Linked DNA regions of Homo sapiens: regions 1 and 2 are each linked to region 3. A link is a contact called in ENCODE Hi-C or POLR2A ChIA-PET data. All regions are on one chromosome and are shown on one strand. Each heading gives the region's core, a stretch centred on a gene start or an enhancer-like site at or near the end of the contact. The rest is flanking DNA. Distances are from core to core; before and after follow the strand shown.

Region 1 (3,953 bases), core at 1,263-3,762, 3.1 Mb before region 3:
ACAGCAAGTGAGAGCAAACACAAATAGTTCAGTGTGACTGGAGAACGGAATACCTGAGTATTAGCAGCTAGAAGGTTTGGTGCTTGAATGCTGGGTTAAGTACAGACTCGATTTTGCATACTGTGATAAATTATTAAAGCAGTCACTGGCAAGACTACCGTGGCAGCAAATTTTAAGAAGTGGAAGGAAGAATTCAGTTAAGCCAGTGTATCTCAACTTCTATACTACTGACATTTGGGACCAGTTAATTTTGTATTGTTGGGGGCAGTCGAATAAGCAGTAGGATGTTTAGCAGCACCCTGGTGTCTACTCACTAGAAGCCGGTAGCACCAGATTCCCTACTCCCCATTTAAGAACACCTGAGTTATGCTACACCAGAAGGAGGGCATAATGGTGTAAAAGAAGATGCTATCTGTGAGAAAGCAGAGGAAGAAAAAATTTTTAAGTCATTTTGGCGGCAGATCTGACCGGATTTCACAATTCATGAAACCTACGAGGAAGAGAAAGGTATTAAAACTAGCTTCCTTCTCTGAAATTTTCAAAAACTATGTTATGAATCAGAAAGAAAATCTTAGATTACAAGTAGAGAATGGTCTTTTTGTTAAAAAAAAAAAAATCACCATTTCACCAGTCCCTGATGAATCCAGAGGATACTTACATCACCAAAAATAACTTTCAGATAAAAAGAGTAATTTTCACAATAATTTCTGAGTAACTTCTATTTTTTTTTTTTTTTTTGAGACGGAGTCTCGCTCTGTTGCCCAGGCTGGAGTGCAGTGGCGCGATCTCGGCTCACTGCAAGCTCCGCCTCCCGGGTTCACGCCATTCTCCTGCCTCAGCCTCCCGAGTAGCTGGGACTACAAGCGCCCGCCACCAAGCCCACGTAATTTTTTGTATTTTTATAGACACGGGGTTTCACCGTTTTAGCCATGATGATCTCCATCTCCTGACCTCGTGATCCGCCCGCCTCGGCCTCCCAAAGTGCTGGGATTACAGGCGTGAGCCACCGCGTTGGGCTTATGTTTTAATAATTAATTCCTTAACAGACCTAACTAAAATATACATAGAAGTAGTTTTCATACAAAAGATGGCTTTGATACAAATGGACCTTTAAATGCAAAAATATTATTATTTTTTGAAACAGAGTTTCGGTCTTGTTACCCAGGCTGGAGGGCAATGGCGCGATCTTGACTCACTGCAACCTCCGCTTCCCGGGTTCAAGCGATTCTCCTGCCTCAACCTCCGGAATAGCTGAGACTACAGGCGCACACCACCTGCCTGGCTAATTTTTTGTATTTTTAGTAGAGACGGGGGTTTCACCATGTTGGCCAGGCTGGTCTCGAACTCCTGACCTCAGGTGATCCTCCCGCCTCAGCCTCCCAAAGTGCTGGGATTACAGGCGTGAGCCACTGTGCCCGGCCGCAAAATTATTAAATAGGAACTTTACCTTTTGTCTGACTTCCATGGGCCTGGTAATAAATGAACTAACTATACACAAAGCCAACCACATGCTACGCCAGAAAAAACTGATCCCTGTAAAAATTTTGCATCCTTTGTGCAATCCAACTAATACATGTAGAATTCCAGCATCAGGAAGTATAAGCAAAACAGAAACGTAGTCAGGAAACACATAACCTGTTAAGTCCACTCAAAAAGTATTTGAGGAATTCAAAGCTTTACGTTGAGTCCTACCTAAAGTAAGGCTCTCCTACTTAAAGTTGTTTGACTTTACTGGGTGTGTAGAAAAAACTTCAAAAAATTAGCCTTCTCTGACTAGAAAAAATTAATGTTCTTAAAAAAAAAGAAAAATGAATGTTCTTATATAGTTTCAACATCAGAGCAAGATAACACATGACATTCAAGCTTAACGTAAAAGAAGGCAAGAAAAAGGAATGAGGTTTCTAAGTAAAAGCTCAAACACCTACAAACACATTTGCTAAGACTAAAGTGGCTTTCGGATTCTGATGCCTCACGTAGTTTTAAAAACACTTCCTTCCCTTCCAGCCCCTCCTTAGTTCCTTCAGAGAATTTCCCCCTCTAGCCGTCTATCTAGAACATGATACTATTCGAGATGTTCAACAAAAGGTAGCACTGGAGATCTTCAAGGAACGAGGGACAGCGCCGGGTGACCAGGGGCCAGACCGCGGGACCTGGAGACTAGTCGGCCGGAAGGAGGTGCCGTGGCTGCCGGCTGTAACCACACCGACGCGCGAGCTCTGCGCGGGCTTCACGTCTCATGCGCGGGAGCCTGGCCGGGATCCCGGCGACCTCGGACCGGAAGAAGAAATGAAGTGAAGCGGCTCAAGACATTCGGCTAACGGAGAGGGAACCAAGGGACTCGCAGGACGCAAATAACTGACCACTTCGGTTTGGCTCTCACACATACTTACTTTTTCAACTCGGGAGGGTGAGCTTTGCTCATGGTGTATACTCCGCGGGCTCACAGATGCCTTGGAACGCAACGCACGGCTTTCCTCACGCTCCCGCTGTAGGCCCGGCGTCTTGCGTCTGGCGTCATCGACCTCGTTAGCCAATGGATTGTTGGCAGTTTTTACATTTCACCTCGCGATATCTCAGCGCCTCGGTCATCGTTGAGCTTCCGGTTATGTCCTCAGCGATTGGCCAGGACGGAGGGGTGCGTCCTCTAGGCACCTTTCTGAATTCCGTTTTCCTTGTACAAAATTGAGATAACGGGTATTCCACCGGTGGGTATCCCTGCTCTTTTTCTTTTCTTTTTGAGACGGAGTCTAGCTCTGTCGCCCAGGCTGGAGTGCAGTGGCGCGATCTCGGCTCACTGCAAGCTCCGCCTCCCGGCCTCACGCCATTCTCCTGCCTCAGCCACCCGAATAGCTGGGACTACAGGCGCCCGCCACCATGCCCGGCTAATTTTGTGTATTTTTTAGTAGAGACGGGGTTTCGCCGTGTTAGCCAGGATGGTCTCGATCTCCTGACCTCGTTATCCGCCCGCCTCGGCCTCCCAAAGTGCTAGGATTACAGGCGTGAGCTACCGCGCCCAGCCGGTTATCCCTGCTCTTGTCTATGGAACAGCCAAAATAAATAAAAATAAATAAATAAATAAAAAAAGCCGGGCGCCGTAAATCCCAGAACTTTGGATCTCTTGAGCCCAGGAGTTCGAGACCAGCCTGTGCAACATAGCGAGACCCCTTCTCTATTTAAAAAATAAAATTGAGATATTGAGATAACGGTCCCGTCTCTAGCTCCTGGGCAAACCCGGCCAATCCCGCATGTCTGTGGATCGTATCGCTTATTTTCTTCATATATACCAATATACCAAATGATAATGATCCCTGGAGGAATGGGCCTCTCTCTATATATGTATATTTTTTTGAGACGGAGTCTTGCTCTGTCGCCCAGGCTGGAGTGCAGTGGCGCGATCTCGGCTCACTGCAAGCTCTGCCTCCCGGGTTCACGCCATTCTCCTGCCTCAGCCTCCCGAGTAGCTGGGACAACAGGTGCCCGCCACCACGCCGGGCTGATTTTTTGTATTTTTAGTAGACACCGTATTTCACTGTGTTAGCCAGGATGGTCTTGATCTCCTGACCTCGTGATCCGCTGGCCTCGGCCTCCCAAAGTGCTGGGATTACAGGCGTGAGCCCCCGCTCCCGGCTGGGCCTCTATATTTTTTTGGCAGGTAACCCTACAGCATACTGTCAGACCAAGTAGGGTTCCCGTAACATGTAAATTAGCAGCCTCTGAACCATTGTAGAGTAAGGTGACTGGGTCTGTCTCCAAGAATTTGAATCTATTTCTGACTGAGGGGTCTTGCAAAAAAAATTTTTTTTGAGATGAGTTCTTGCTCTGTCGCCTAGGCTGGGGAGCATGGTGTGATCATGGCTCACTGCAACCTCGAACTCCTGGCCTCAAGCAATCCTTCCACCTCAGCCTCCTGAGTTGTTGAGACTACAGGCGCACGCCACTGCACCCAGCTAATT
Region 2 (4,060 bases), core at 506-3,005, 4.9 Mb before region 3:
TAAGAATTTTATCTACTTGTATCTTATAGGTAGGTAGGTGCTTACATTTGACACAACTACTATCTGAAATGGACAAGAAGATGAGATCTGGATTATGAAACAAAGTCTCAAATATTCAACTCAGTCATAAGAGTAGTGTTTTAGAAATGGCCCCTTGAAGCTATCCTACATGCATAATTACAAGCTAAGGATAATAGTCACTGAAGACATCAAGCAACAGTGAGTGACAACTGTAAACAATGTTTAGAACTCAGCTAGGTACAGTATGTGACTCTTTGAAGCCCAGATTTAAAGCTCAGTTTCAGCTAATTTACCTAAGGTGAATGGTGTAGGCTTCCCAAATCAGTTGAAAGCATGACTGGGTACATCACCATCCTTGAGTTACTTTTGTATATAAAGACAGCTTGTATTCACTTAAAATCAGTTTATTCCATTTTGCACTTCCTTTTATAACGGGGGTTGGTTGTGCAAGAGGAGAGGTTTGAGGTAAATACTTCTTTTAACTCAGCTGAACACAAATCTCTTTTCTAGACGAGCTACTCAGCTATGTTTTCGGACTTGCCAAGACCACGGTGGCTCCCATTCATGATCCAGATTAGCTGTGGTGGCTGGAACTGCAGTCTGTGTTCAACAGAGGTCTTCTTCTTGAGGGTTAGGAGAAGTAAGAAAGCAAACGTAAAAACGGGTGAGTCAAGAGCAAGTTTTTGCCATGCACCTTGGCCCCTCCCACCACCAATACAAACCAAAGCCAAACCACAACGTTCTTGAAAAGAATCTCACATTAGGAAAACGTTACAGTGCATTTAAACGTTACAGTGTGTTTATCCACTTCTCCCAGGATCTTACTGGGAGAATAAAATGCGTCCCCTTGTGGAATTCCTGTAACGGGAATGAAGGCTTTTGAATTTCACAGCAGGGGATACCTTTGCGAGTTTCTAAAATCCCACTAGGAATCTTTCTTCTACGTCCAGGTTCGCCTGGATGCCTGGAAACGACCCCTCTTCTGCCCTTTCTCCTTTATGAACTGAGCTTTCCTGAATTCTCTCTCAAGTGAAGTAAAAGCTCGTCCCCCTTTCAACTATCATTCGGAGGGATAGATCGGCGGCAGCGCAGTCGGAGGGGCGGGGAGCCCCACTCCGTCCAAATCCCGCGGGTCAGGGCTAATCACCCCACGTCCCGTCTGAGCCACCCTCCTTGTGTCCCGCGCGGGTTGCAGCTGCTGGAACCCAAGAACACAGGGCACTGACAAGTGACAACAACCGTCAGCGTTGACTGTCACTGCGGCTCCAGGCCGCGGAGGGAAGGCTGAGCTTGCGTCCAGGCCGCGTCCCCGGGAGCGTAGACACCTAAGCCAACGGGAACGGAAGACCCTTCTACCTACTAGGCCGCGGTAGCTTCTCCTCCCGCGATTTAAATCCACCGGAATTCGAATCCTTCCCCATAGCTCTTCGCATCCCGCCCACCTGAGTCCCGCCCTGCTCAGAACTCGCGCAGGCGCCGAGAGGGGCGCGCAGTGCCTTTGGGGATTGGTAGTTTTTTCCAGGGCGTCTCCGCTCGGGAAAGGAAGTGAAGAAAGCCACCAGGACTACAAGGCCCGGCGTCCTCCAAGATGGGAGGGAGGTGAAAAGGGTGTTGGGGAATAAGCCGGGGTTTTTAAACAGTAGTTTTGAGGCGGCGAGACTGGGGAATCCCCGGTTGCGTCATTAGTAGGCGTGGAGGGGCGGGACTCGTGAAGCTGCGCTGGGGCCGGGCTCTGAGAGGACCGGCGCAGCCGCGGGGAGCCTTTGAGGCCCTCCCTCGGTGTTTTTTCCCAGGGCGTGGGCTTGCCCCGCGCGTGTCTGTGGAGGGCGGAAACAGCGGAGGGGCCAGTCTCCTGGCGAAGGGGCCTAATCCTTGCCCGCCATGTCCGGGGGCTTCGAGCTGCAGCCGCGGGACGGCGGTCCCCGGGTGGCCCTGGCGCCCGGGGAGACGGTGATCGGCCGCGGGCCGCTGCTGGGAGTAAGTGTGGGCGGGGGCTTAGCGGACCCCGAGAGCCGTGGAGTTCCGCGCCGGCTCCTGAAGACCGGCCCTAGTCCTGGCCGGTTTCCCCACCGCACTGGTCCGCCGGTCCGGATTTTAGAAGTTTGGGGCCGCACGTTTTTCAGTTACCTTTAAGCCAATTCACAAACATTTCTTTATGTTGCTTTTAAAACACTGACTGTATTACCATTATTATCTTATCCAGGGATTGGCAAACTAGTGCCTGGGGGCCAAATCCAGCCTATGTTTGTATGGCCCCATGAACTAAGAATGATTCTTAAATTCTGAAATGTAAAATGTAAACAAAAAATCTACTAATTTTTCAGGGGGAATAGTTGCTCCAAGGGTTGAGGGTATTGCGGCTTGTCTTGTAAAGCCTAAAATATTTACAGTAGTGTCTGGTCCTTTACAGAAAAGTTTGCCAAACTGTGATATTACGTCTTCTAGGCTAATTTCTTTTAACCTTTGGTCTCCTTTGCAGAGCTGTGTGGACCTTATTTATTTATATTATTTATTATTTCCAGTAAAATGAGTAGCTAACCCTTCATAAGTAATGTGTATAGCGTTCGTGTCATTGGTCTAAGGAGACATTACCTATACCAACATCTTTAACTGTCTCAAGACCGTATCAGTTAGCTATTTTTATTATCCTCATTGTTCAGATGAGAAAATTGAGCCATACATACATTATTTAAAGTCCATACATAAGCTTTTGGACACATAATGCCACAAAGCTAAATATTCTCTACCTTCTTTGGGAGAGGTTTAGGAATAAGAACATTTGCATATTGCATTCTGGAATTCTATAGATCTCTTAAGTACATCTAGTTTTCTATTTTGTTCTTTAACATTCAACATTTCTTGTTTGGTGCTCACTGTGTAGAACATTTTGCAGATTCTAGCACTGTGGGGCATACAAAGATGAATGGAACATGGGTCCCTACCCTTTAGGAGTTTTCTCTTGGGACCGGGGAGACACCTGTGTCAGTGAGCTAACACCAAGGAGTAAGGAGTGTGTACTGTTGTCCTGGTTAACTTCCAGAGTCTAAATGGAACCATTGGTACTTGCCTTAGGTCCCTTCTGGGAGCAGGGAAAGGAGTGGTAGTTTAAGATTGTATTATGGAAGCTGGTCCTAAAGGGGTGTGTGTGTGTGTGTGTGTGTGTGTGTGTGTTGTGTGTTGTGTGTTGTGTACATGCACATGTGCATGTGGTAAGGTTATTGAGGAAGTAGATATTCAATTGCTGTTCATTTTTTTACTGGACAAGTGATTATTTAAATATTTAACATCATTTCTATTTTTTTCATCGTTTGTTGGCCTATACAAACACTGGAAGGAACTGTCTGGAGGCTTTATTTTTCTTTTAAATTCGTAGGTTTGAAACTTAAGAGTATGTGCTTAATCTAGTAATCATATGTCTGGTGACTAACGAGTTTTGACTTGCTTAAGAAATTGTCACCAGTAGAGTACTGTGGGTCTGGTTAAAAGGTGGATGAATTTTAGGGCCGTGGTTTAGAAACATGGCAACAGATTGCAGACCGTTTCATTATTTGTAGCTTGTTCTTTGTGTTGTCGACTTGCTAATGTGAGATGAGCCTATTTGGTATCTGTTTTTAAAAATGGTAAGGAGTGAAAGCTGGGCAATTACCTGGTCAAGATTTTGCTTTTCCTTTTGAAATAACATTCAGGGATGAGATTCTTTTGCCAAGGTTGGCGTGTATCAGAAGTGGTTATGAATGACATCCTAAGTGTGTTAAAGGAAAAATTTGGAGAACAAACAAATCGCCTTGTAGTTTTTTCGATTTTGGAGCTGACAGATGCACTCGATTCTTCTCTGCACTGGTTAAAACACAACATAAGGGCTCCTGTTTCCAACAACAGCAATTCCAGTGAGATTTATTTTTGTATTGTGAGAGAGCGAAGACTGAGTTCTAAGTGGAAAACTCAGTAAGTTCATTGTAAATTGGAATCGGAAACGATTAATATAAATAAGGATGATTTTGAACTTTCTTAATTGGGCATGTTTTTCTGAGACAAGCTT
Region 3 (3,721 bases), core at 1,032-3,531:
CTTTAAGTAGTAGAACATAGGGAGTCAAAAGTAACAGGATGAAGATAAGGGTTATCTCCCCGAGAAATCAATTTGTTAGTTAATCAAGGGTGTCAAAATGCAATAAGCAAGATTAGTGGTAGGGTAAGAGATGCCAAGGAATCAGAAATTAATCTTGTCCTGTTGTCTTGGGTATAAACTGCCCATTTCTGCAGTAAGCAGCTTCTGGGGAAGTCCCAGGAATCTTCAGTTTGAGGTCTTCCAATAGTATGGGATGTCCGGTAGCCAGGAGAAAATGATGCATGTCTTTTTAGTTGTGTAATATGAATCCAGGGATCAATGTCTTCTAGTTTTACTCCTGGGTCAGTTGTTGATAGTACCTGACATTTTTTTTTCTTGCATTGAGGCTCAAGGGAAATTGTTTTCTAATGCTTTTTCAGAAGACCAAATCTCTAACTTCAGAAGCTGCTTAGGTGGGTGCTTTGAGAATGCAGCTTCCATCTGTTGTTGATAAAGCAGGAGTTAATCTTAGAAGTCTCCTGCAGCAATTAGTGATAACAGCTTATATTAGTAGCATCTAGTATTGGAAGTAATTCACAAATACATGAGGAAGCCTGTTATTAACTCAGAAGGAGATAACTTATGGGCCTTAGAATGGACTGACCTTATTGCCATCAAGGCAAATAGAAGTACTTTGGGCTTTGGAAGTTAGATGGAAGTTAGAGAACTTTGAAAGCTATTTTTTAGAATTCTATTAGTTCTCTTTATCTTTCCTGAAATTTGTGGATGCAAAAAGATAGCGGAGTTTCTAAAAAGGTAAAGCTTTACAGTTATTTAATATCAGTGAAATGTGTGTCCTCTTACTGGAGATAAACATTGAGATTTCACATTCAGGAATACAAAATTAATAAATTCTTTTCTACTATTACAGTAATAGGTCTCCGGCAAGGAGAACCCCTAAACCCCTTAAGAATAAATAACCCTAATGTACTCATAGTCCATTTAGAGGTGTTCAACAGAACTCCAAGACTGGGCTCCAGTTCATGTTCTACCCTTAAAGTTTTGCCAGGATTGGGTCATTGACAGGTAGGCAGGACATACATCCTTGGCAATAACCCTAAAATTGCCCCACCAACATTGGTTCAGCATCATTATCAATGTATCTCTACTATTGTGGGTAATACCATGAAGACTTTTTGCTGGACTCCACTTTAATTATGGCTATTTCCTTTGGTAACAGTGAAGCATCTCAAGATTATAATTATTATTTAAAATTTTAATTTAAAAATTTTCCCCATAGGTTATTGGGGGTACAGGTGGTGTCTGGTTACATGGCATCTTAAGATACTTTAATTTGCCATTCATTTCGTAGAGGTTCCTGAAGCGGTCAGGAAATCTTTGTTTTTAAAGCACTCCAAAGTCATTGACGAACCACCAAAACATATGTACTATCAGTATAAATATTTGCTCTGTTATCCTTTAACAGCTGGTTGGTCTAGGCCAGGGCAATTCCTACACTAACAGAGGACCTGGGATGGCATACTGAGTCAGCCACTTACTAGGTAAGAAACTTTGGGCAAATTAATTTTTTTAGCCTCAGATTCTTCATACATGAAATAGTAATACTTGTCTCACAGAACCGTGAGCATCTAATGAGTTATTGTACAATAACCAACCTATCACTAAGTCCTTCACATTGATTATTTCCTTTAATTATCACACCCATCCTATGCGATGGCCTATTATCATCGTTTTATAAACACAAAGTCACACCACTTTAAGTGGTGATGCCAGGATTCAAACTCCGATCTTTCTGATGCCAGTGCCCAGTTCTTAATCCCTCTAACAACCCGTGACACTTTTCCACGGTTAGGTTCAAGCGCCCACCATACAGCTTGACACTTTAGGAGATACTCAACCTTTAAAACTTTATAATTTGCATGTGTGATTATAACGGGTACGTCCTAGAGTTTGATCTCTTCTCTGTGCAGGGGCGAAACTCGACCCCAGCCGAGAACTACACTGTCCTTGCGCGGGGCCCTCTGCGCCCCGGAAGGCGCCCAGTCCCGGTTTATTGTGAGCTTACAGTACAGTTCGCAAGGTCCCGGCCGGTGACGGCGGCGAGGCGGCAACGTCGCCTGTAGCAAACCTCCGCCCTAAGGCGTTCCCGCCGGGCCTCGCGCGGCGTCCCTAGCAACGCGCGCGCGGTCTTCCGGCCCCGCCCAGGCGGGCGGCACTGCGCCTAAGCTGGGCCACAACCGCCAGTCAGGGCTCTCCCCTTCCCCTCCCTCCCCCCCTCCTCCTCCTCCTCTGCCGCCCAGAGCGAGACACCAACATGGAGCCCGAGGATCTGCCATGGCCGGGCGAGCTGGAGGAGGAGGAGGAGGAGGAGGAGGAGGAGGAGGAGGAAGAGGAGGAGGCTGCAGCGGCGGCGGCGGCGAACGTGGACGACGTAGTGGTCGTGGAGGAGGTGGAGGAAGAGGCGGGGCGGGAGTTGGACTCCGACTCTCACTACGGGCCCCAGCATCTGGAAAGTATAGACGACGAGGAGGACGAGGAGGCCAAGGCCTGGCTGCAGGCGCACCCCGGCAGGATTTTGCCTCCGCTGTCGCCCCCGCAGCACCGCTACTCGGAGGGCGAGCGGACCTCCCTGGAGAAGGTGAGGCGGGCCGGGGAGGGGTGTGGAGCCGCGGCGAGTTGGGGGTGGAGGCTGGGCCCCGAGCGCTCCGCCCGCCCGCAGGTCACGCCGCCTGACGGAGAAAACGCGCGCAGCTGAGGCTAGTAGGCGGCCCAGACTCCAGCCCAGGTGCCGGCCGGCTGCTCCGCGTCTCCCAGGCTTTGTGGCAAAGACTTCTCGTTTCCTCCCCCTCGGTGGGTCCTGGGCCTTTTGAACTCCCGTAGACGTTCAGGGGAGCCTGCATTCCCCGTGAGAAACGCTGAGAGAGGACCACGGGTGTGTCGAGCCTTGAAGGAGGGAAAAGGCGGTGTAGGACCGGAGCGAGTGGTTGCCTGGGGAGCATCTTGTTGGGGAGACAGTGAACAGATGAGCTTGACTGAATTGCAGGACTCCCCTGAGGGAGTAATGTGGATAATGTACACCGCGCGATCACTTAGTCTGGAGAGGCTCCCCGCGGGTTTTCCTCCCCTGGACCATCATTTGTAGCAATAAAGGGGTTCCCCAGCCGATAGGAGGGGCTTGGAATGCAGGAGGCTTGTGATGCGGCTCCAAACAGTCTGCAAAACTACAAAGCACAGATAATACACAATGGAGAAAGCCGATTTCATGGTAGACCCCCGAAGATCATTTTGAAAATAACTCTCCATTTAATTTGCTGCCCTTACCCCCCTTTTTTTAACTTACTGCTTTTCGAGGAGCAAGACCTGCCCTGCTCAGTACAGTAGCCACTGGCCACGTGTGGCTTTTTACATCTTAAAGAGAAAACTATTATAGTTTTGAGTAAGAGTTAAAAATAAATTAAATGAAAAATTCCATGCGTCTGTTCTTACCGGTTTTCAAGTGCTCAGCAGCCACACTAGGCTAGTGGCTACCATGTTGGACAGAGCAGATAATGGAACAGTTCCATCATCACAGACAGTGAAGGTGTAGAGTTTTGTCACTAATGAGCAGTAGTTGTTGTTTTGTCTGGTGAATATTCCAGGGGGTACTTAATTCATTGAACATGTATTATTAGAATTCACCATGTGCCACACATTGTGCTGGGTGCTAAGGAAAGCTTGGTGA

The links. Hi-C counts contacts between places; a loop is a spot of excess contacts on that map. ChIA-PET counts read pairs that join two places held with the same protein, here RNA polymerase II (POLR2A). Pooled maps may share reads with other maps.
Region 1: a loop to region 3 is called in a pooled map, with 17 times the contacts of the local background. The contact joins the promoter of SNRPG here to the promoter of ALMS1 in region 3. A Hi-C loop is called at or near these places in 8 of 50 pooled maps.
Region 2: a map of naive thymus-derived CD4-positive, alpha-beta T cell shows a loop between it and region 3 (9-fold over the local background). The contact joins the promoter of APLF here to the promoter of ALMS1 in region 3. A Hi-C loop is called at or near these places in 1 of 168 maps with a recorded cell type or tissue (naive thymus-derived CD4-positive, alpha-beta T cell) and 7 of 50 pooled maps. POLR2A ChIA-PET finds 5 or more read pairs at or near these places in 1 of 52 experiments (T-cell).

The regions. Positions count from the first base shown.
Region 1 is chr2:70,291,228-70,295,180 of GRCh38, forward strand. SNRPG (small nuclear ribonucleoprotein polypeptide G) reads right to left here and starts at 2,513. Exons shown (of 4, transcript NM_003096.4): 1 at 2,391-2,513. The coding sequence starts at 2,422. It overlaps LOC124906023 (a long non-coding RNA gene), which reads left to right and starts at 2,675. Exons shown (of 2, transcript XR_007086880.1): 1 at 2,675-2,705; 2 at 3,831-3,953. RefSeq lists enhancers at 1,271-2,178, 2,195-2,674.
Region 2 is chr2:68,465,830-68,469,889 of GRCh38, forward strand. It overlaps APLF (aprataxin and PNKP like factor), which reads left to right and starts at 1,756. Exons shown (of 10, transcript NM_173545.3): 1 at 1,756-1,998. The coding sequence starts at 1,903. It overlaps FBXO48 (F-box protein 48), which reads right to left and starts at 1,465. Exons shown (of 4, transcript NM_001024680.3): 1 at 1,382-1,465; 2 at 315-641. RefSeq lists enhancers at 546-605, 699-1,594, 1,595-2,489 and a silencer at 1,831-2,040.
Region 3 is chr2:73,383,555-73,387,275 of GRCh38, forward strand. ALMS1 (ALMS1 centrosome and basal body associated protein) reads left to right here and starts at 2,282. Exons shown (of 23, transcript NM_001378454.1): 1 at 2,282-2,638. The coding sequence starts at 2,315. It overlaps LOC105374804 (a long non-coding RNA gene), which reads right to left and starts at 2,127. Exons shown (of 4, transcript XR_007087053.1): 1 at 1,899-2,127. RefSeq lists enhancers at 2,041-2,790, 2,831-3,070 and silencers at 2,041-2,440, 2,601-2,770.